Linked DNA regions of Homo sapiens: region 2 is linked to region 1. Evidence: read pairs that join two places in POLR2A ChIA-PET (ENCODE). Cell type or tissue: OCI-LY7. All regions are shown on one strand. Each heading gives the region's core, and the rest is flanking DNA. Links, peaks and the distances in the headings are about the cores only.

Region 1 (10,720 bases), core at 1,121-9,120:
GCAGGCTGGTGTGGCAAGGCTTCTGGGAGCTGGGGTGTCCGCAGCTGGCCTGTGAGCACTTTTTGGCACGGGAGCTTCAATGGACAGCGGCGGAGCACAGGCTTTGGCTTCCAAAGGTCTGAGCTCGATTCTTGCTCTGAAACTGGCTAGCCATGTGAGTTTGGACAAGGCCCTGCACCTCTTTGACCCTCCGCTTCCATAACCGTACACACAAACCTAACTCGCTGGACTGTTGTGAGGACCCATAAGGGAAGCATGTGACTCATGGAAGCAACAAAATATTAGCTCCCTTCTCACTCGCCCCTCTCACCTCTGCTGGAATATCCCCACCCGCACCCACCACCATTAAGGAAAACCTACAATTTTGCAAGAAGCCTTTGTGTCTCATTTGCTGTGGTTAGAAAATTCCACTGCAAGTGGTGAGGAAATTTCCTACCTGGAGCTACCCCTTGGGACTCCCAACCTTTTTGGAGCTCCCAACCTTTTCCTCTTCCCCCTCTACCTCCCCTTTTCTCTACACCCCCCACCCCCACCCCCACCGCCGCCTTTTCCCAGCTCACTCTGTCGCCCAGACTGGAGTGCAGTGGCTTGATTTCGGCTCACTGCAACCTCCACCTCCTGGGCTCAAGCAATTCTCCCATCTCAGGCTCCCAGGTAGCTGGGACTACAGGCGCATGCCAACACGCCCGGCTAATTTTTGTTTGTTTTTGCAGAGACGGGGTTTCACCATGTCGCCCAGGCTGGTCTCAAATTCCTGGGTTCAAGAGATCCTCCCACCTGGGCCTCCCAAAGTGCTGGGATCACAGGTGTGAACCACTGCGCCCGGCCCTGGGAGATTTCTTAGCTGTGACCCCTGCACCACATTCCAAAGCCCTCTGGGCCTCCACTTCTTCATCTGCGAAATGCAGGACAATAACAGTATCTTCCTAGCAGGTCAGTGTTAGAATTGATGGAGTTCACGCACCCGAAAGCCTGAGCAGAGAACTCGGCCTGAACTAAGCGCTTCATCCTCAGCTGCTAACTCTCAGGCAGACGTCGAGGCTGGAACCCTTAGAGCCTGGAGCTTTGTGGGAGACCCGCAGCGGCACCGGTTGAGCCGAGCTAAAGCCCAACATTCTTCCTACCTCCCGCGGCGAGCCACTCCCTAGGTGGCTATTATGCCTAAACACTGAGTAAACCGCGCGGCCCTCGGGCGGTCGTTTCCAGCGCCCGGCGCCGCCGCGTGGCGAGTCCTGACCACCGCCTCCTCTCCTTCCCGGGCCCGAGGACACCCCGGGGGCGCGGCGCAGGATCTGGGAACGCACGCTTGGGAGGAAAAGGGCCGCGATGGACCGATCCCCCAGGAAAAAGAGGACTGAGCACATGAAGCGAATCCTTTGGGCAGAGCCCTCTCTACCTCCGCCTTAGCATCGCCCAAAAGAGAGGCCTGGACTAGGGCCGAGGAAGGCTGGCGATTAGACTCTGGGAAGAACTTCCGCTCAGCGAGTCAGCAGCGCGGTCTTAGCCCGAGGCCCAGGGGAGGCCAGGTCCCTTCGTCCCCGAGGGCCGGGACAGGGAGGGCGCGTTCTGCCCCGAGGCCTGGCGTGCCCTGCCTGGCTCAGGCTGGAAAGAAAGAAAGCGCGGAGTCAGCCTGGGCTGCGGCGGGCGCGGGGTGCGCGCCTCAGCACTTTCTGTTGTCTTTCCCGCGGGCTGGGGCCACAGCGGCGGCTGCGGGAGAGGCCTCGGCTCCCCAGCGGAGACCAGAGCCGACCGCAGCCTGCCTGCTGACTCAGCGACCCCACCCCCGAGGGAAAGGGTGCGGACAGGGGGACAAGGCCCAGGTATAAAGCTCGGCCCGCCCGGCCGCGCGCAGCCTCGCAGCCGGTCCATTTCCCTCGCGTGCCGCGCTCACCCACCCGGTGAATGCCCTCTGCTGGGGTGGGGAAGGGAGGGGAGCGCGGGAAGACTGCGAGCCCCTGGCAGCCGGGTCCAGAGCTAGGCCGGGTCCAGCCCCCGGGTTCTTCATCCGCTACCCAGGTTGGGCAGGCTGTGTGTGGCTCGAAACGGGGCTCTTGAGACGCTGAGCGCGTGGTGCCACCCTTCCTGTCCGCAGCGGCATGAGCAGCGCCCCCGCGCCGGGCCCGGCGCCCGCCAGCCTCACGCTCTGGGACGAGGAGGACTTCCAGGGCCGTCGCTGTCGGCTGCTAAGCGACTGTGCGAACGTCTGCGAGCGCGGAGGCCTGCCCAGGGTGCGCTCGGTCAAGGTGGAAAACGGCGTGTGAGTGATTGCCTGGCCGCGGCTGGGCTGGGTTGAGGGGCGCTGGGTTCCACCGGCCTAGGCTCAGAGCCTCAGCCCCCTGTCCTGTGAGCCCTGGAGAGACCTGCCAACATGGGAAACCCCATAGCCTCCCCAAAATTCCCCACCCATCGCAAGATAAATCATGGGAAACTGTGTATTTTTGTGCTAGCTAAAGAGACACAGGCGAGAAGCGACCCCTTGAGGGTCCCTATGGGACCCCACCGTGAAGGGGTTTCTAGTGTACTTACACCCTTCCCAGAGTTTTTCTCTGTGCAAAATTAGAAGGCTCTGCACTTGGCTTAACAAAAGAAACCCAATCCCTTTCCCTGGCCCCACCCTGGTCTCCCAGAGCCCAGCTTTTCCCACCCTGCCGCCCCCTACCCCTGCCCCAGCTGAGGTCCCAGTTTCTGCTGTGATATTCGGGAGGGGTCCTCCAATGTGTCCCCATGCAAAGGCCTAAACCCTTGAGGCAGGAGCACTGGGTCGGGAGATCTTCATAACCAGGAAAACTCTTTCCCAACCTGGGGTCCTTGAGGGGGAAGCCTGGGCGCCTCAAACCCCAGAAAGCAGCAGGTTTTGGACCTTTAGTTCCGAGAGGGGCTGGATTGCCATACAATGGGGGTGTCAGGGGAAGGGTTTGGGGTTGGAGAAAAACATTGTGCTTCTCAGTCTTTTCAATCATGGCCGGCAAGGGGGAGGGCAGAGAGGGTGCGGCTGGGGCAGATACCTCCCAGCTCTTCTCCTTTTCCAGTTGGGTGGCCTTTGAGTACCCCGACTTCCAGGGACAGCAGTTCATTCTGGAGAAGGGAGACTATCCTCGCTGGAGCGCCTGGAGTGGCAGCAGCAGCCACAACAGCAACCAGCTGCTGTCCTTCCGGCCAGTGCTCTGCGCGGTGAGCACAGCCCACTTCTCCTCCCCTGCCTCCTAGCTCCAGGCCCTGGCCTCACCATGGCACCTAGAAAGGCTGTTCAAGCCCTGCATGGGGTGTGTGTAAACAAACTCCGAGATGGGTGGTAGTAGCATTATTTCTCAGAATCAGAAGGGTGTCTCCAAGAAAGTTGGGATTGTGGGCGTAGGCCCGGAGCCCAGAAATCATCACCACGGACAGCGCTGAGGCCATCCCAGTCCTGAGTGCCCAGGGTTCCCCCACATTCCATCGTCCACACGTGTGAGTGAGTGCCTCTGTCGTCACACAGCCATGTGAGGTCGGGTTGACTGCTGTTAGCCCCATACACAGGTGTGGAAATGGGGCTCAAAGGGACAAAGTGGCTTGCCCAGGGTCACTGAAAAGAGTCAGTCTCAGTGTGTTTGTGTGTGTGTTATTGTGTGTGTGAGGGTGTTGTTAATGAATCAAATACACCGAAAGAGAGGACCTCATTTTCCATTTGTGCCGACCTGGTTACTAGTAGGGCTGGGAAGTGGAGAGCAGAGGACCCAGCCCAGGCCAGCCCAATTCTTCTGTTCCAAGAGGCTGAAGAACCCTGCAGTGGGAAGGCCGGAGCCAAGATGCAATCAGTATTGATGCCCTGACATGTCTATTCTGATTCTGCCACCCAGTACCTCTTAGCTGGGCACTAATCTGTGAGAGGCTGTGCGAAGGGGCTGGGCAAGGGCTTGGGTAGTTAGTCAATGAGGACCTCAGGGAACTGTCTTGGTGAATGGGACAGATTTCTCTAAGGACCTCTGATTTTGCTCCTGCAAAATGGGCCCATGTCACAAGATGCTCTCTAGTCCTGACCTGAAAGGGTCTCTGGAAATCCTATCCCCCAATCACCTCCTTATCTCAAAGTCATGGGAGGGGCCAGGTTCGGGGGAACCTCTGAGCGATCCATTTCCCAGACTGCCAGGGAGCTGATGGGGTGAGCTCTGGGAGTGCCTGTGGGTCCTAGACAGCTTCACAGCTTGTGAGGTGCAGTGGGTGGGGGAAGTGAGGCAGAGGATGTATCCGTTAACCCTTTGGAAGCCCTGATCTTTCTGTCCTGATCTTGCTGTGCCTCAGAACCACAATGACAGCCGTGTGACACTGTTTGAGGGGGACAACTTCCAAGGCTGCAAGTTTGACCTCGTTGATGACTACCCATCCCTGCCCTCCATGGGCTGGGCCAGCAAGGATGTGGGTTCCCTCAAAGTCAGCTCCGGAGCGTGAGTCCTGGAACTGGAACCAGGGAGACAGAAGAGCAGGGAGGCAATGGGGACCAAGGAAGAGGGTGGAGAAAAGTGATGTGGGGAGGGCGCTAAGAGAGATATTGGGGACTTGGAGGCAAGGGGAGGGAGATGATGGAGTCAGACTGGAAGGGAGGAAATGAGGAGGTCCTAGGAGAATGGGGGGCAGCGGGCAATATGGGCACAGATGAAGGGCTGGAGAACATGAGGGGGTGGAGGAAATAAGGGGTGGGTATAGAAGACTGGATGAGAACGGTGACAGAAAGACTGGAAGCAGTGGGCAGGGGAGGGAGAGAGCCACGGAGGGAAAGTTGAAGCAATGATTTTGGAACTGGGGGTTGGGAGCTACAAAAGGGGGGCTGCTGGTGGAGAACATAGGGTGGGGGTGGGGGCAGAGCTTACTCCCTGCCTCTGTACCCTCACTGGCCTAGGTGGGTGGCCTACCAGTACCCAGGCTACCGAGGCTACCAGTATGTGTTGGAGCGGGACCGGCACAGCGGAGAGTTCTGTACTTACGGTGAGCTCGGCACACAGGCCCACACTGGGCAGCTGCAGTCCATCCGGAGAGTCCAGCACTAGGCTCCACGGCCCCAGACACCTTCCCTGAGGACACTCAATAAAGGTTCCTGAATCTTCCTGCCCCTCTTGCCTCCTTGGTGTCTTGCTTTGTGATCTCCATCCTCATCTTTCTGAAGGTCCCTCCCTGCCAAGCTGACCCTCCCCACAGGCTCCAGCATCCTTGGCTACGAAGTGTAAGCTGGCTGAGGTTGTGTGTGGGTAGGCTCTGGTGGGTCTGACAGCAAAGTGCTGGTAAGAATCTTAGCAATTCTGGCTGGGCGCAGTGGCTCATTCCTGCAATCCCAGCACTTTGGGAGGCTGAGACACGTGGCTCACAAGGTCAAGAGATTGAAACCATCCTGGTCAACATGGTGAAACCCCGTCTCTACTAAAAATACAAAGATTAGCTGGGTGTGGTGGTGCACACCTGTAATCCCAGCTACTTGGGAGGCTGAGGCAGGAGAATTGCTTGAACTTGGGAGGTGGAGGCTGCAGTGAGCCAAGATCGTGCCAGTGCACTCCAGCCTGGCGACAGAGCAAGACTCCGAAACAAACAAACAAACAAAAACAACAACAACAAAAAAACCTTAGTAATTCTGTTAAATGGCACCAGTCCCAAACCTCTCCTTGGTAAGGTCCACCACTATGGGCCCAGGGTACTGCTAGCTCAGATGGCACCTTTGCCACCTTGTGGGTGGGGTGGACACACCCCAACAACAGGGCTCATAGCTGGATTGCAGCTTCCACACATCTCCTGGCCCAGGTACCATCATGCAGGGCAGAACTTCCTTACCATGCACTGAAGTTCTGGGCTTCCTCTGTAACCCCAGAGCATTTTCAACCTTTATCTTCACCCAGTTCCCTGCCCAGTAAGGGAAGCCTGAGCCTCCTGCGTTGTCCCATTTCCTCCATTCGCAGGAGGGGAGTTAGTGGGAAACCCCACTGCTTCCCAGGGCCTTCAAAGGGGAGACTTCCACCCTCTGAGCCCAGCCCCCAGACCCTTTGAACAATGACAATCCCTTGCAGTGGTGTTGAACTCCAGCATTTACAAAGCATCTTCATATCCCCCCTCTCAGCTGCTCCATACCACCCCCTCTTCACTCTTCCTTTCCCTCCCTACCCTTCAGAAAACTGGTGAGCTGTAGAAGTCACCCCTCAGTTGCTAAGCCTGGGTTCTGGGCAAGTGGCAGGTGCCCATAGGCATGGCAGGGCTGAGTATGGTGGCAGCCATTAGAGCCTCTGGCACTAGTATGGGTTTTTTCCCAGTTCCCTCTTCGGTCCAGTTGGTGATGCCCCCCAACCCCCACACAGACAGAGCCTCTCAAGATTCTTGGGACTGCCTTCATCCTGTCCTTCAGGGATTCTTGTGTTTTCAAGTCCCCAGTGGACCTATCAGTGGGGAAGGGTGGCTCTAATTATTGCCCCAGGCCAGGCAGAGCAGGACAATGCCAGGGAGCAGTCAGACTTGGGCCTGAAATCCCCAGAGGTTCAGCTGTGCAAAGTCAGGCAGCTGCTCCTTTGGGAAGAGCTCCGGACCATAAGTCAGAACACCTGGGACCCAATTCCCTCACCTTGTAAACTGGGGCTATTGGCCACTGTCCTGCCTGTCTCACAGGGGCTGTTGGGAGGATTCCATGAGAAACCCCTGCAAATGTTTGTGGTGTTATGGAAAAGCACTGGGGTAGTCAATGTAGGGACCTCCTTCCCCTACCTCCCCGCTATGGATCCTAGGGTTGGGTCAGGGGACCAAGGGAGTGAGCTTTGGATGGCGTATAAATTTTGCTTTACACTCGAATGGGCTCTAGAGTCCATGGCCCTTGTTGCATTCAATCCTCCTAATACTCTCCAATTCCATCTATTTTACCAAACTGGGGGTCCAAGGAGAAACTTTGATGACATCACCCACTTAATTGGTGACAAAACCAGGATTTGAACACAGAGTTCTTGGCCCTAAATCCAGGCTGTTAGGTGGAGGCTGAACTGAGCTGTGGCTAAAAGCCACAGGCCTCAGCAGAGCCCCAAACTTCTGTGGGCCCCAGAGGAACCTGGGGTTCCTGGCTGGTCATGGGCACCTCCCCATCCCCTTGTGGAATGGCAATATTTACAATAGCTACATGTATAGAATCTGATCTAAGCCCTTCACATGTGTTATCTCATATAAACCTCATCATTCTGTATGGCAGGTACTATCATACCCATTTTATTTTTATTTATTTTTATTTTTATTTTGAGACAGAGTCTCACTCTGTTGCCCAGGATGGAGTGCGTTGGCACGATCTCAGCTCATTGCAACCTCCACTTCCTGGGTTCAAGCAATTCTTCCACCTTAGCCCCTGAGTAACTGGGATTACAGGCACCTGCCATCATGCCAGGCTAATTTTTGTATTTTTGTAGAGATGGGGTTTCACCTTGTTGGCCAGGCTGGTCTTGAACTCCTGACCTCAGGTGATCACCCTCCTTGGCCTCCCAAAGTGCTGGGATTACAGGCATGAGCCACTGCGCTGGCCCATACCCACTTTACAAATGAGGAGATGCAAGTACAGTACAGAGGTTATGTTACTTCCCCCAAAGTCACATAACCAGGAAATGGGAGAGTCAGGAGTTGAAACTAGAACCCAGGCAAACTGGCTTCAGAGCCCAGCAGGCCACTTCCCCACTGCTTGCTTTGGGGAGCAGGCAATGAGCAAAGGGAGATCTGGAATCTGCCCTTGACTGAGCTGCTCTCCCTACAGGGGTATCTGTGGTTGCTGGGAAGAATCAGCAAGATGGCTTCAGGAACTAGAAGTGTGACTCTGGACCTTCTGGTCCTCCATTCATTCTGGGCAGGCTGGCCATCTGCAGAACCACATGGGACCAGCGCTCAGCAGGGTAGGAAGGGGATGAAGGGGAAACTGCCAAGGACTCTCCTGTTGGCTTCCCTAGCTGTACTTGCAGCAGGAGGGGATGGAGAAGATCAAGACTCAGGTGGGTGGAGATGACTGCCCCCCATGCACACATTTCCTGGTGCTCCACCCCCTCAGCAAATGACTTCTGGGTAAGACTGAGGGATAAAGCCTATACTGTTGATCCTTGCCCAGCTCACAGCTGGGATATTTGGGTAGACCTCACTAGGACCCTCTCCTTTACACCTTAGCCTCCCACTGAGAGCATTAAGTGGGCGAATTTTGATGCCTCCCAGCTTTCCCAGCTCTTACCTCCTGCCCCTGGCTATTTTCTGTTCTTACCTCCTGCTCCTTGTTTTCTGTCCATAGTGGGTGGGGGAAGCAGAAAGAGGAATGAGAAGGAGAGGGATTGGGATCTTGACCCCAACTTCAAGGCCCTCACCTTCTGTGGAGCCCTGAGTTTGGTCCACAGGGAACATTCCAACCTCTAGTCTTTGCTCCCACCAGATTCCAGGTCCACATCCTGAAGGCTTCATCCCTGTCCCACTAGGATCCTCCCAGGCCCTGGGATCCCTCTTTTTCCCTCCACACTCTGCCTCCCACTCTTCTCCCTGGCTCCTTTGCACCCTCCACGAGCAAAGATGAACACTCCAGAAGTTGCAGCAAATGAGGGTGAACATGGGCCCTGTAGAACCCCAGAAGTAGGAGTTTCCAGCCATCCTCAATCAGGCATCCCAGGACCAGGCACTTAGCAGGAGACCTGCCCATTCCCAGGCCTCCTCCACCCCTGGGCTCAAGCAGTGAGAGAGGACTTTGAGAATGCCAGTTTTGACAGTACCCGTTCCATACTGCAAGGCTGCAGAAGGTGGGCTTCTGGGCTGGAGCCTCATCTTCAGCCAGCATCCTCCTTAGCCTGCCTCTCCAGAGCCACGAAGCCCCATAGGTACCCAGAGAGACTCCAGGCCACTTGGGAACCACATCAACATCTTTGCATGAGTTAGAAATAGGAATCCTTTTCTTGGAGTGGATTCCAGCCTTGTACAGTGCACAACCCTGTCTTAACCCCTCCACCTCTCCAGCCTCGTTCAGGGATAGCCAGAATGGGAGTAGTGGTGAGGGTGGGTGGCAGACTGGGAGGACAGGGGATGGGGAAGGATGGGAGCAGAATAGTTGTACAGGGAAGTAGCAGGGGGCTCAGGAACCCATCAGGGAAAGCCAGGACAGATTCTCAACATCTTTAGAGGCCTTCAGCAGTCCAAGCCACTACTAATTTATGGGGACTGAATGAATGAGAAAAGGAGGGGAGGGAGAAGGATGAGAGGGAGAGAGAAGGCTGGAGGGGAGATGAGAGTCGGAGAGAAAAGCCTAGGAGGTAAAGAGAGACCTAGAAGGGGGCGGGGAGGACAGAAGAGGGGGCCACCCATCATAAGTTGCCAGGAGAGATGGCCCAGCACCAGGCCTGAGGCTTGGGGGCCCCAGAAAGGCAGGAAACGGGCCAAAGCAAGAAGGAGACGGGGAAGGGGTTCGGGTCTCTAGGGAAGAGCAGAGAGTGGGAGAAGAGGAGGAGGGAGCGGGGATGCGGGCAGAGATAAAGGGAGCAACGGCTGCAGGGCCGGGCGCGCAGCGACAGGCGAGAGGGAGGGAAGCGGAAATTTAAAAGTGAAGATGCAGATAACGCAGCCTGGAGACGGGAACCCGGGTGGGGATAGAGGGAGGGAGGGGGAGGAGAGTGAGCGGCGAGTGGAGCGGGAGCCGACTGGAAGAAGGGCTCTAGGGAGGGGGCTGTGGCTGCTGGGGTCCGAGGTGGGGCCGGGTACACCAGCCCCATCACTGTTTGCAGAGAGTCAGGGAGGCGGAAAAGACACGCGCTCTAGGCTCCCATCAGGGCACATGGCCCGGGCCCATCCCCCGCGCGTCTCCCCGGCTGCGGGGCGCGGGGGGCTGCCGGGTGCGCTTGGCTGTGGCGCGGCGCGTTGGAGACTTTATTGCGATGGGACGATAAGAGGGGCGGGGGCGGGGTCCTGGGGGCCGAGGCGGCAGCGCTTTAATTAAAACGGAAATTGCGGCCCCGGGCCGCGCGGGGGCCGGAGGGTTCCAAGCGGCCCCTTAGCTGGAAGCGTTTCTCCAGGACCCCCCCGCAACCCCCGCCACGCCCGGGCTGCCCCCTCCCGCCAGGCCCTGCCGGACCCGGCGCCGTCTTCTCCTCCTTGTCACCCGCGGTCGCTTCGGGCGGGGATCGGTGCCACCGAGCGCAAAGCCTGCCTCGCCCCCCTTCCCCGTCCCCCCCATCTCCCACCGCCCAGTCCCCGGCGGCGATGAGACAGAGCGGCGCCTCCCAGCCCCTGCTGATCAACATGTACCTGCCAGGTACCAGGGACCAGCCGGAGGCTGGTGGCACCGGAACCTGGGGCGGGAAGTCTAGGCTCAGGCATGGGAAGAGAGTGCTGGGGTCCAGGGGAAGGAGAAGTGTCCGGAGATTCGGGTTGCATGGAGGGCCGATTGTAATGTAGGGCACTGGGGAGACCTAAAGGCAGATAGAGAGCTCTGGGTTTCAGTGCAGGGTCTAGAGGAGTTGAAATGAGCAGATTGGGAGCCTGGGGGCCAAGAGCCGGGACTCAGGGACCCGAAGGAGCCTGAGAGGGGAAGCACGGGTCTCTGGCGTGGTGGAGTACTCTGTGGCCGAGCCGTACCAGAAGGCTGTGGTCCGCGGGCGTCTCCCCTGCGCTCTCACGGCTCCTCACCTTCCTGCTACGAGCTTCAGGCCGGCCCTCCAGGCACCCTCCTCTTCTCTTCGCGCTCCAGCTCGGCTGGCGCAGTTCCCCGCTCGGCTTTATAAGG
Region 2 (10,720 bases), core at 1,356-9,355, 240 kb after region 1:
GAGAAGGTGTGACCATGCAAAGTGCCCTCTATGTCCTACGTACTTTCACTACATTTGGTTTAAATCTTCGCAACCCTGCACTGTAGGTATTATATTCATACTACAAAGAAATGGAGACTTAAAAGTTAGATGACATGCCCAAGGTCACACAGTAAGTGGCAGAACTGGGATTTAAACCCAAGGTCAGCCTGATTCAAGGTTCCCGATCCTTTCCTGACACAAGGCCATCTCTTCATTACTATTTCTTCTAAGAAACTGAGTTTCTCATCATTCCAAAGTGGATGCAAAGTAAACAGCAGTGACTGCCCTCCTCCACTTTCCACCCCAAGCCCTTACTCCACTACTCCAGAAATAGCCTGCACTTCATTCCTTGTCTCAAGAACACTCGCCTCCCTTCCTCCAAATAGACTAGGTAAGTTATCAACTTAGGAAAACAACTGACATATTCTGACAAATATTTATTCTACTATACTCCCAATTTAACCTTCCCAAAAAAATCTCATTCCTTCTCAAAAATTCCTGCTTAGCTGAATACCTCATATTGTGGGCATTCAATACAAAAGTATATATGCCAAATGCTTGATAAGATTTAATTTTCTCTCAAGAGTGAGAGGTAAATGTGGTATGTAAGTCCCATTCCTTTCTCCTACCCAGCAAAACACCCATGTCTATCAGATACTCAAATGTGATGAAAATTAAGAATAATGTACAAACTTGTTTTAAACTAAGAGCAGTGTCTTTCCATTGCTCTTTTAGGACCTTCATTGCTCACAAGGACTTAATTTCCTAAGTCCTTCTCCCTTCCCCCACCATGCTTCCCCCAATACCCCCATTCAGCAATGCTGGTTCCCTCTCCAGTTAGGGCAATGGAAATAGATTGGTTGTGTTGTACAGGGATTCTCAGGGGGCAAGCCAAAGAACTGAAGTTCGTTTTCATGGAGTAAACCAGCTCAACCAGGACTCCGTGCCTAGGTCCTTGCCGTGAAGGCCCAGCCACAACAAAACTGCCAGGCAGGCAGCTCATTTTCTCTTAGGAAGGCAGCAGATTCCCCATGTCATGTCTGCACTAGAATACTGCAGCCAGCGGGGAGAAGAGGCGGGTCACTTCAATTACATCAGAAAAGATCCAATAGGAGTGTCAAGGACCTCTCCCATTATGGCCCGACTTTAAAGTCCTTACTATTGAGCAGCCAATGATGCCCAGGACTTTGTCACCAAACTTTCACAACTGTCAACATGGCCTTAGGACCGGCCAAACACCCACCTACTCTGTGGCCTTGAACCCAATCAGGCCTCTCAGTGATCTTTCCAGGGCCCCACCCCACCTCGCCACAGAACTCCAGGAGCCATGAAACACAGAAGTCTCTATCTTTCCAAAGCTCAGAGAGAATGGGGGCAGCTACAGTCCAGGGTGAGACCAAGTAGCTGAGCTTTCTGCCTGATGTGCAAAGAGAAAACTTGAGTAGCAGGGACACGGGGCCAATTGGCTTCTTATATGTGCCACTGCTAGAAAAAACTAAGTAAAGGGACTACAGGGGCTGGGGAGGAGGCAAGCAGCAACCACTAAGTGCAGGGTTAGGAAGGAGCACGGCTTCAGAGAAAACCTTTCTGATCCGAACTCTTCCGCTTGTGCTGTTCCCAGGTTCCACTTTCTCATACCTAGATGAGAGACAATTAGAACTTCTGGTTCAAGTGCTGGGGTCCTTTGAGATCTCTGTAAATACAGTTCACTCAGTCAACATTTATTGAATAGTCACTGTTTACTGAGTCTAGAGGAGGGAGGTAGAATCAGTTCAGTACAAGAGTTTAGTCTGAGGTTTGATTGGAAGCCCATCCTACAATAGTGACTGCTCCTGAAACCCACCTACCAAGCCGCCAGACCCTGCTTGCTGCACAGCAGAACATTGAGAAACCATGTTTGTTGCACTATAGAGAAACCACATCTCCTTCCACCCTCCCCCTGGACTGTGTCCTTTGATACATGGAGACAGGTAACAGCTACTGGGATTATCTGGGCTCCTTCACTGGGGCCATGGGAAATTCACAAAGTTCATAGACCCTCTCACACCTCAGAGAAAGCCAACAGCTAAAGAACAGATGTCCACGAGAGAGACATCTAGAAGGCTGAACGAGCAGTGATGGGGGGTCAGAACAGGAAGACCTAGGGCTGCTGGCAGGGTGGGTATTTGGAAGGAGGCGGTGAAGACCCAAGACTAGGATGACAGGAAATGGGTTCGGCATGTTGTGGCCTCTCCGCCTGTCTACTGAGGAAGTTCAAGGGTTTCTCCTCAGGACAGCGGTGGGAGAGGGGTGAGGAAAGACCTAAGGAAGTAAGGACCTCAGAAGACCCCCTCAAATTCAGAACAAAGGATTTCCGGTCCAAATATGTTCTGTATGTTTTCTCCTCTTGAGCTACAACTCAGCAACCACACCAGGGCCCCCAGACAAACCACACATGGCTCACTTAAGGTAGAAACCAAAACCTGCTTTATAAGGCTGCGTGGCCACCACTGGCTTCTCTGCTGAGATATGAGGTGCCAGCCAGGCAGACAGGTGACAGAGGGTGACCCTTCCTCACCTTCTCCCCATCACTACCATCCCTCCGGCCCTACAAATACCCATCTCTATAATGCAACCACTTCAAAAAATACTCTGAGGAGGGACAGGGTGAAAGGGGTAGGGGGTCAGACTGGTCTGAACAGCAGGCTGGTTCCCGTGAGGTAGCTGATGCCCATGCTCCTGGGCAGAGGCTTTTGGAGAGAGGCCAGTTATGGGCTCACAGCCAGGAGGGAGTCACTGATTGACTGGAAAGTGGAGGAAGCAGAAAGTCTTGAAGTCTGCCCAGAGCACTTGATCACAGGTAACGTCTGGGTAGAAAGGCTGGGCTCTTTGCTGGTGTCCTCACTGTCCTTTGAGGAACTGGGTTTCTGGGGATAAGGGGAAAGGCCAGCTTGAGTCTTCTTGGATTTGGGCGTGGTCCCGTCTTCAGAGAGTAGTAGGCTAACCTCACAGGAGCTTTGTTTTCTGGAGGGAATAGGTGGTGAAAGAAATGACTGAGACACTGTTTAACTGAGACTTTACCTTAGGATTTGCCTTCAGTCTGGAGCAGGCATTCACGACATTACAGTGTTGTAGGCCAAAATTACATGGAAATGTAATAACCATAAAAAAAATTCTATTTACTTGAAGGCTTGAGACCTGCAGTGCAAGAGTGAATGGGGGTGCGGGTAGAGGGCTAACAATTTCCCACAGCTAGTGGGTATGGCTGACAGTGGCTGCTTCAGGAAGCACTTCTGTCCTCCAGCTCAGCTTCCCTGGGCATACCAAGATCTACCAGAAAAAGGATGCTATGGCTGCATGTCCTGACGCTCCCACCAACCCCCAGCTGGAGAATGCTGATCTCACTGCCACAGTCTGGGAAGAGGGGAAGGAAGAAAACTCTACAAACTCACAGCCAGCAGCCCCTCCCTTGCCCAGGCAGCACTCACCCCAGCTTGCTAGTCTCTGATTTGCTGAAGGCATTGAGTATCACGTCATCCTTTGAGATAGTCAGAAGTGATGTCGGGAGAGACCACTAAGAGCAAAGGAAGCAATGAGACCAAAAGGCTTGGCGGAGGCAAGGCAGGAGTGTTTGGGGTCTTGGTACCCTCCAGCTCTACCTCTAAATGGATCATGGGGTTCTCCCCTTCCCTACCCCTCAGGCATGGGCCCAGGTGGGTAAAAGTCTCAGTTCTCTTCTGAATCAAACAAGAAGTTGAGGCCTACAAAGCACTTTTTGATCCTTGAAAGAAAGGTACCCAGGGAATCCTGGAGGCAACTATTCCCTTGAAAGGAAAGAATGGTGAGACAGAAGCAGAGCCTAGCGGAGAAGTGAGAGAGGCCTATACATACCAACCCAACTCCTGCTGCACTCATAAGGCAGAGGAGGGAGGGGCCTGAGAAGGAGCTGTCCTCCACACTGGCAGCACTCACCACTGGAGCAGAATCAGAGACAACTCCCATGTGGAACCCTTTGTAGCACCAACTCCGGAGCAGATCTACTCCTAGGACAAGATTAGCAGGAGTTGGGGTTTAAGAAGGTAGAATCAATTGGCCAATTCTTTCCAGAGAGGCCCATTTCTTGGTATACTGGGATTTAATCTCTCACTAAACTTGGCTTTCTGAGGGCAGGGAGGGCACATCACCTTTAAGCTTGTTGCCATGGTATTTCTGTTCCCATTGGGTGGTGAGAATGTTGAAATATCGTGGCTGCTCAAAAAAGCGGAGATAGCGAGAGGAGATATGAGAAGGAAAAATTCGTTCAAACTGACCACGGCGAGAAAACTCATCTTCCATCTCAACCAGAATCCGAACATCATCTGGTGTCAGGACATCCAGCACAGATGCATAGAAGTCCTGTGGTCCAAGGAACAGGGAGAAAAAGGGTGTGAGAGAGTGTAAGCCAGGGGCAGAGACTCAAGAAGCTGGGGAACAGGGAGCACACCCCTGGGGTCCTACAGCTCCGGGACTCTCATGGAACTACTGAGGGCAGCCTAGTGGGCCAGCTCTGAAAGACATCTGTTCCTAAGTCTACTGAACTTAGCTAGTGGGGGAAGGCACTCTTGTTTGGGGTCAGGGGAGCCACTGGGGCTGAGAGGTTAAGTAGTTTGTTGGGTAAAGTCAAGATGAGGATCCAGCAATTCAGATTTGGCACCAGTCTTGTATCTGCCATGCTTAAATCCAGCTTCCTTATCTGCTCTGAGAAAGTCAGCTTCCTGGGGTCTCTCACTGTGCCTCTCAGAGAAAGAAACCCAAAGGGTAAAAGTCTATAGTTTGGACAAGAGGGGGCCAGAAAACATGGTAAAGACAATTAACACTCTCCCAGAATGACAGACATGCCAACAAATCTCTGTGCATCAGAGGATCACAGGCCTGGATTAAGAAACCGTGCTCTTAAGAAAAGCTGGTTGCAGCCAGGCGTGGTGGCTCACGCCTGTAATCCCAGCACTTCGGGAGGCCGAGGCAGGCGGATCACTTGAGGTTGGGAGGTTGAGACCAGCCTGACCAACATGGAGAAACCCCATCTCTACTAAAAAATATAAAATTAGCTGGGTATGGTGGTGCATGCCTCTAATCCCAGCTACTCGGGAGGCTGAGGCAGGAGAATCACTTGAACCTGGGAGGCGGAGGTTGCAGTGAGCTGAGATCGCACCATTGCACTCCAGCCTGGGCAACAAGAGTGAAACTCTATCTCAAAAAAAAAAAAAAGAAAAAGAAAAGAAAAAAAAAAAGAAAAGCTGTTTGCTTTTGGGTCCCAAATGTTTGACCAGGGAAGTTTTCTGCTAGCACTGGGGGGAAGACCAATCTCCTACCTGATCAGGAATTTTCTGGGTCAGATAATAGGCTTTCTTCATCTTCTGTGCAGTGACATGCTCTGGAGCCATTCGACATTTGTCCCCAGGGGAGGTGGGCAGGCTACGGCAGAGGCCAGAAAGAAAGCAAAGGGCAGGGTCAGCAGCTTCTTATTTGGAGGAAATATGGAGGAGGTCCAGCCCAGCAGACACCCTTCTTGAGAGAAGACAAAGATGTATGAACAGAGGTTACTTGAGTAGTAGGTTGGACTAAAATGCACTCCCCAGAAGTAACCTGAGAGTCATCAAATATTAAGTAAAAGGATACAAACCACCAGCTTTAGGTTGAATTTGAATGATAAAAAATAAGGACCTTGCAATAAGCCTTATTGTGGTATATACTTCAGTTCAGTTTAATTCAGTGAACACTTAACTATATACTCAACTCTGCCCTACTGGCTGTGTGACCCTGGGCAACTGACTTAACCTCCCTTCACCTCAGTTTCATCACCCACATTACTACAATTACCATAATCACTGTTGAGAGAGATAGTGAGACTCTGTCTCTAAAAAAAAATAATAATTTTAAAAAGATGACTAAAAAGCAACTCTTGCCCCCAAGGAGCTTGTGGGATATGTCCAATGACAACCACTGGACAGAGCCAAACATGAGTCTACAGGGTAAAGCGGGGAAAGTAAGTTTTGTTATCAGGCAAATCAGGATTTGAATTCCAGTCCTACCACTCTCTAGTTGAATAACTTTGATGGGCTACTTAATCCCAAAGAGCTTCAGTTTTCTCCTCTGTAAACCACAGGTACAAATACTAACCTTACAGGGTTATTGGAAGGGTAAGTTATAGGGTTTTTTTCCTCACACATCTCAGGTACTAAGTAAATATAAACTCCCTCCTCTCTAGAGTGGTTCCCAATGCTTTGTGGTATGAAAAAAGAAAAAAAAAATGGCCATACTGAGTTGGCCTCATGAAGGTGTATGAGCTAGGCTTTGATGAACAGCAGAGGTTAACAGCGGGTCTGGCTATGGGGCATTTCAGGAGGGAGAAACTCCATAAGCAGAGGAAAGAACACTATGGGGAACAGCAAGAGGCAATAAACATTTCAGAGAGGAGACTGGACCAACTGGTCCTTAAGGATCATTCTGACCTTGAGGTTGTGTGAGCGATCCAGTTTGTCAGGGCACAGGAGCCAGGAGAGGAAGAAGAAAGAGAGATACACCAAGAAAAAGGAAGCTGGGACCCTGACTGCCCAGGTAAGAATTTTTTTTTTTTAGAAACAACATCTTGCTATATTGCCCAGGCTAAAGAGAGTACAGTGGCTATTCACAGGCATGATCATCATAGTGCACTAGAGCTGTGAACTTCTAGCCTTAAAAGATCCCCCTGCTTCAGTCTCCCAAGTAGCTGGGACTAGAGACACACACCAGTGTGCCTAAGATGTTTAAATCTGATTCCTAGGCCTGTGGTTCCTAAGCAGGGGATCAACATAACTGAACATACTTGAGAGTCACTGATGTGGCATGGTAGCATGTTAGTGGACTGTAGGGGCAAGATTGAGCAGCAAGGGGAACCTGGCAGAAGGGAGCACCCAGAACCCATTCCTTCCCAGAAACTATAGCAGGGCTACTCATGCTGCCAGCAGAGCTGTGAAGAAATAGGGGCCTCACCTGGTGGTGGAGCTGCTGCAGCTGCTGGGGCTGGAAATGATATCCTCTGCATTGGGCAGGACAAAACCTGCCAGATTCAGAAGGTCACGAATCATCTGGCCTTTGATGCTGATATCCAGTGGAGAGCTGGAGTGGAGGCTTCAGAAAAAGGATAAAAAGAGTGGTCAAAGCAGCACTCCGAAACAGTCTCTGGTCATATGTGCAACTCAGGGCTAGTCTCATTTACTTCCTGGCTTCCCTAAGATGAAAGCTGCTCAAACATCCCCATGCAGGATCACCATCACAAGACTCTCTTGCCCCAAAGACGGTGAATAACCTGCCCATGACCTTGATCTGCTAAAGGAAAGCAAGCAGTAAGGATCCACTTAAAAAGAACAACTGGCTGGGCGTGGTGGCTCACATCTGTAATCCCAGCACTTTGGGAGGCCGAGGTGGGCAGATCACGAGGTCAGGAGATCGAGACCGTCCTGGCTAATACAGTGAAACCCTGTCTCTACTAAAAATACAAAAAATTAGCTGGGTGTGGTGGTGCATGCCTGTAGTCCCAGCTACTTGGGAGGCTGAGGCAGGAGAACTGCTTGAATCCGGAGGCGGAGGTTGCAGTAAGCCAAGATTGCGCCACTGCACTCCAGCCTGGGAGACAGAGCGAGACTCCATCTCAAAGAAAAAAAAAAAAAAAGAACAACTTACTGGAGTGGCAATGGGAGCGTGAGAATAATGGAAGGATTCTATGGTGAGTGTCCTGAGAATACCACCTACCTTGGGGAAATGTTGACTTCCAGGACCCAGGGCTTGAGGTTTTCGTCTAGCATGATGTCAAAACCAAAGAGTTCATGGCAGCTATAGGGCCGTCGCACATACATCTTGAGCAGGCTGGTCACATAGGGCTCTGACCTGGTCATGGGGATGAGGAAGTACTCAGTTCAGCTCCTCCCAGAGGGCTCTACTCAGAGCTATCCTGCCAAAAGAGTGGCCCAGAGATAGGCAGGCAGAAGCAACCCAGGAAAGGTAGCTCTCAAGTGACACCTCTGATCTGGGACCAGCTCCTGGGGATGAGGTTCATTAGAACTTAACTCTGGCCACTCCTTCCTATTCTCTGTCCTTAAAACCAAACCACAGCATGGCCAAAGTCCAGAGCACAGCAGTGTGAGGCCCAGGAGAAAGGAGGGGGTCAGCAGCAGGCCCCACATCCAGGTTGGCAATGTGACTCACGAGATGATAGTTTTGACAACAACATCCTTTATCTTCTCCCAGATGGCGTCGCTATTGACTCCCTTCTGGCTCAGGTAGTTCCACAAAGCCTTCAGTGCCCTGCAGAGGAGGAAGAGGAAGTATTAGGAATTAAATTCTAGGAATGAGTGACAAAGACAAAGAAAAACGAAGAAGAGACCTAATGGTATTTTCTTCATATCTCTTCCTTTCGCAGTTTAAATTATGAAAGAGATGAACTTGGATGCAAATAGACCAATTCTTTTTTTTTTTTTTTTTTTTTGAGATGGAGTTTCACTCTTTCACACAGGCTGGAGTGAAGTGGCGCGATCTCAGCTCACTGCAACCTCCGTCCCCCAGGTTCAAGTGATTCTCCTGCCTCAACTTCCTGAGCAGCTGGGATTGTAGGCGCCTGCCACCACACCCAGCTAATTTTTGTATTTTTAGTAGACGCAGGGCTTCGCCATGTTGGCCAGGCTGGTCCTGTACTCCTGAACTCAGGTGATCCACCCACCTTGGCCTCCCAAAGTGCTAGGATTACAGGCGTGAGCCACCACATCCGGCCTCAAATAGACCAATTCTGAATTGGTAAGTGTTATCTCTGGGTCTTATATTAATCCTCCACTCGCCATGCCCCTGAACCTCCCAAAACCCCAGAACCCTGTATTCCTCTAGGCCTTCACTGGACTGGGACACTCTGCCCTCAGTACCATTTGTGGCCCTGGCAAGCCATTTCATCTGCATTGGCCTGGTACTCGGCATTCTTTTTATTGACACTGTAGTTGGTCAGGTGCATGAACTTATTGCCAAGGCTCTTCATGGAAGGCGAATACCTGGAAGTAAGGAAACAAAAGGCAGAGGTAAGATGGTAACAGAGCAGATGGAGAAGGGGCCAAACATTTCCCCAAATCCTGAAGAGGTGTAGAACAAGTACACAGATCTTTTCATAGCCACAAGAGCCTGAGAAGTGTGTCTACTGGCAAAGTTCTGAAAAACCACAGCTAAACTCATCTCCTTTATCCCACCTCAGTCCCGCATGCAGGAAGACCCTCCCCAGATTTAACGAAGTAGAGAGCCTCCATATTTCCCATTTCCTGCCTTTCCCCTTGCTAACAAAAACTATTTTTCTGTTTGGTGTCTTCTAGTTTCCCTCCCTCCAAGGAAAATAAAATCCCCAATATTGTCAGAGGATACCTCACCACTGTCACATACTTGCAACTGGCAAAGCGGACCAGTCCATCTGAAAAGAGGTAAATCCGCAGAGGATCGTAGGAAGTGACATAAACATAGATCCGCAGGTCAAACTTGCTGCCGCTGATGAGGTAGGGTTTGTGTAGATACCTACATAGGACAAAGGCCAGCTTCTCATACAGCCAGATGATGGGGCTCAGTGGGTAACCAAGCCACAGGAAAAGCCAGCTAACAGTCCCCAAGATAAAGACCTTAGAACAGTTGGCTAAGGAAGCTCTTTGGCTGGGAGAACAAAGGGCAGAACATTGTAAGAAGGGAACCTCGAGGCCAAGGAGGTGGGAGGATGGGGTAAGGGATATGTGCTACAGGCTCACCTCTGTACCAGGAGGGGCCTTCGCTTGGGGAGCTGACTCCACTTGTGAATAACCTGGATGCCAATGCCTCGAGCTGATGCTGGCTAGGAGCAGAAAGGAGATGAGATTTGCTCCAGGTCCAATACTCTGTTGTTCCCACTCACAGACCATAGTCTCCTGCCCACTGTGATTCACTCACTGGCTTCACAATCCACTTTTGGCGGCTGCTGCTCTCCCACGCTTTGCGCAGGAGCTTGGCGTCCTGGGGCAGGATAAAGGACTGGGGGAAGAAACTGAACTCCTTCTTGCCAAAGCGGCTCTGCATACGTGACAGGTTCCGCCATAGCCGGTCCTTCCTCCCAATCTGGAATGAGCCTGGGAAATGGTTTAGCTACAAAAGGGAAAAGGGTGAGTGCAGGAAGAGGGCAGAGGTGAGGCCATGAGGAAGATGACAAGACTCATTCTACCATTCCAACTTCTTTAGCAGCACTCCAAGCTTTTGTTCCATCTTACTATCACCACCCTAATGGTCCTCAAGTATCCAACTGCAGAGCACTCACCAAAAGATGATTAAAACACAGACAAAACAGAGTAATGTAAGCCAGATGTGATATTCACCTTAAGTGCAAAGAAAAAGCTATTACATCTTTATCCATGAAACCCTATGGGATGAGGACAGAAAAGCATTTCGCCTTTAGTAAGTCTGGAGGCAAGGGACTCATTCATTCCAATGTGAGACCAGAAGTCCTCTTTACACATATTCAGCTTGGGAGAATGGAATGTGCAGTGATCATAGGGAAACATAATAAACAGAAAACAGACAATCTAACTCAAGACACATTAGAGGAAAAAGCATCTTGGAGAAGCTGCAACTGCAGGATTTCAGAGTTACACCCTCCTATGAGGTTGGAGTTCAGGAGAGGGACTCAGCTGCCCCCTACATAGGCAAGAAACTC

Evidence for each region. Peaks named below come from ENCODE experiments on the same cell type or tissue, not always from the same donor. Only the 100,000 strongest peaks of a DNase experiment are listed, where the experiment ranks them.
Region 2: POLR2A ChIA-PET joins it to region 1 with 10 read pairs; 2 of 35 experiments call an interaction of 5 or more read pairs at or near these places.

What each region holds. Positions count from the first base shown.
Region 1 is chr2:218,984,553-218,995,272 of GRCh38, reverse strand. CRYBA2 (crystallin beta A2) reads left to right here and starts at 1,851. Exons shown (of 4, transcript NM_057093.2): 1 at 1,851-2,257; 2 at 3,030-3,171; 3 at 4,279-4,421; 4 at 4,874-5,083. The coding sequence starts at 2,097. The coding sequence ends at 5,021. FEV (FEV transcription factor, ETS family member) reads left to right here and starts at 10,089. Exons shown (of 3, transcript NM_017521.3): 1 at 10,089-10,249. The coding sequence starts at 10,198. In OCI-LY7, for the core only: no CTCF peak of the experiment used is centred there; no DNase peak of the experiment used is centred there.
Region 2 is chr2:218,746,438-218,757,157 of GRCh38, reverse strand. TTLL4 (tubulin tyrosine ligase like 4) reads right to left here. Exons shown (of 20, transcript NM_014640.5): 9 at 9,964-10,155; 10 at 9,786-9,868; 11 at 9,433-9,561; 12 at 8,931-9,053; 13 at 8,224-8,322; 14 at 7,771-7,905; 15 at 7,012-7,149; 16 at 5,352-5,454; 17 at 4,185-4,395; 18 at 3,973-4,043; 19 at 3,489-3,574; 20 at 1,742-3,024. The coding sequence ends at 2,769. Among named protein-coding and RNA genes, the nearest start is that of CYP27A1, 30 kb to the left of the region's middle. RefSeq lists an enhancer at 8,951-10,150. In OCI-LY7, for the core only: no CTCF peak of the experiment used is centred there; no DNase peak of the experiment used is centred there.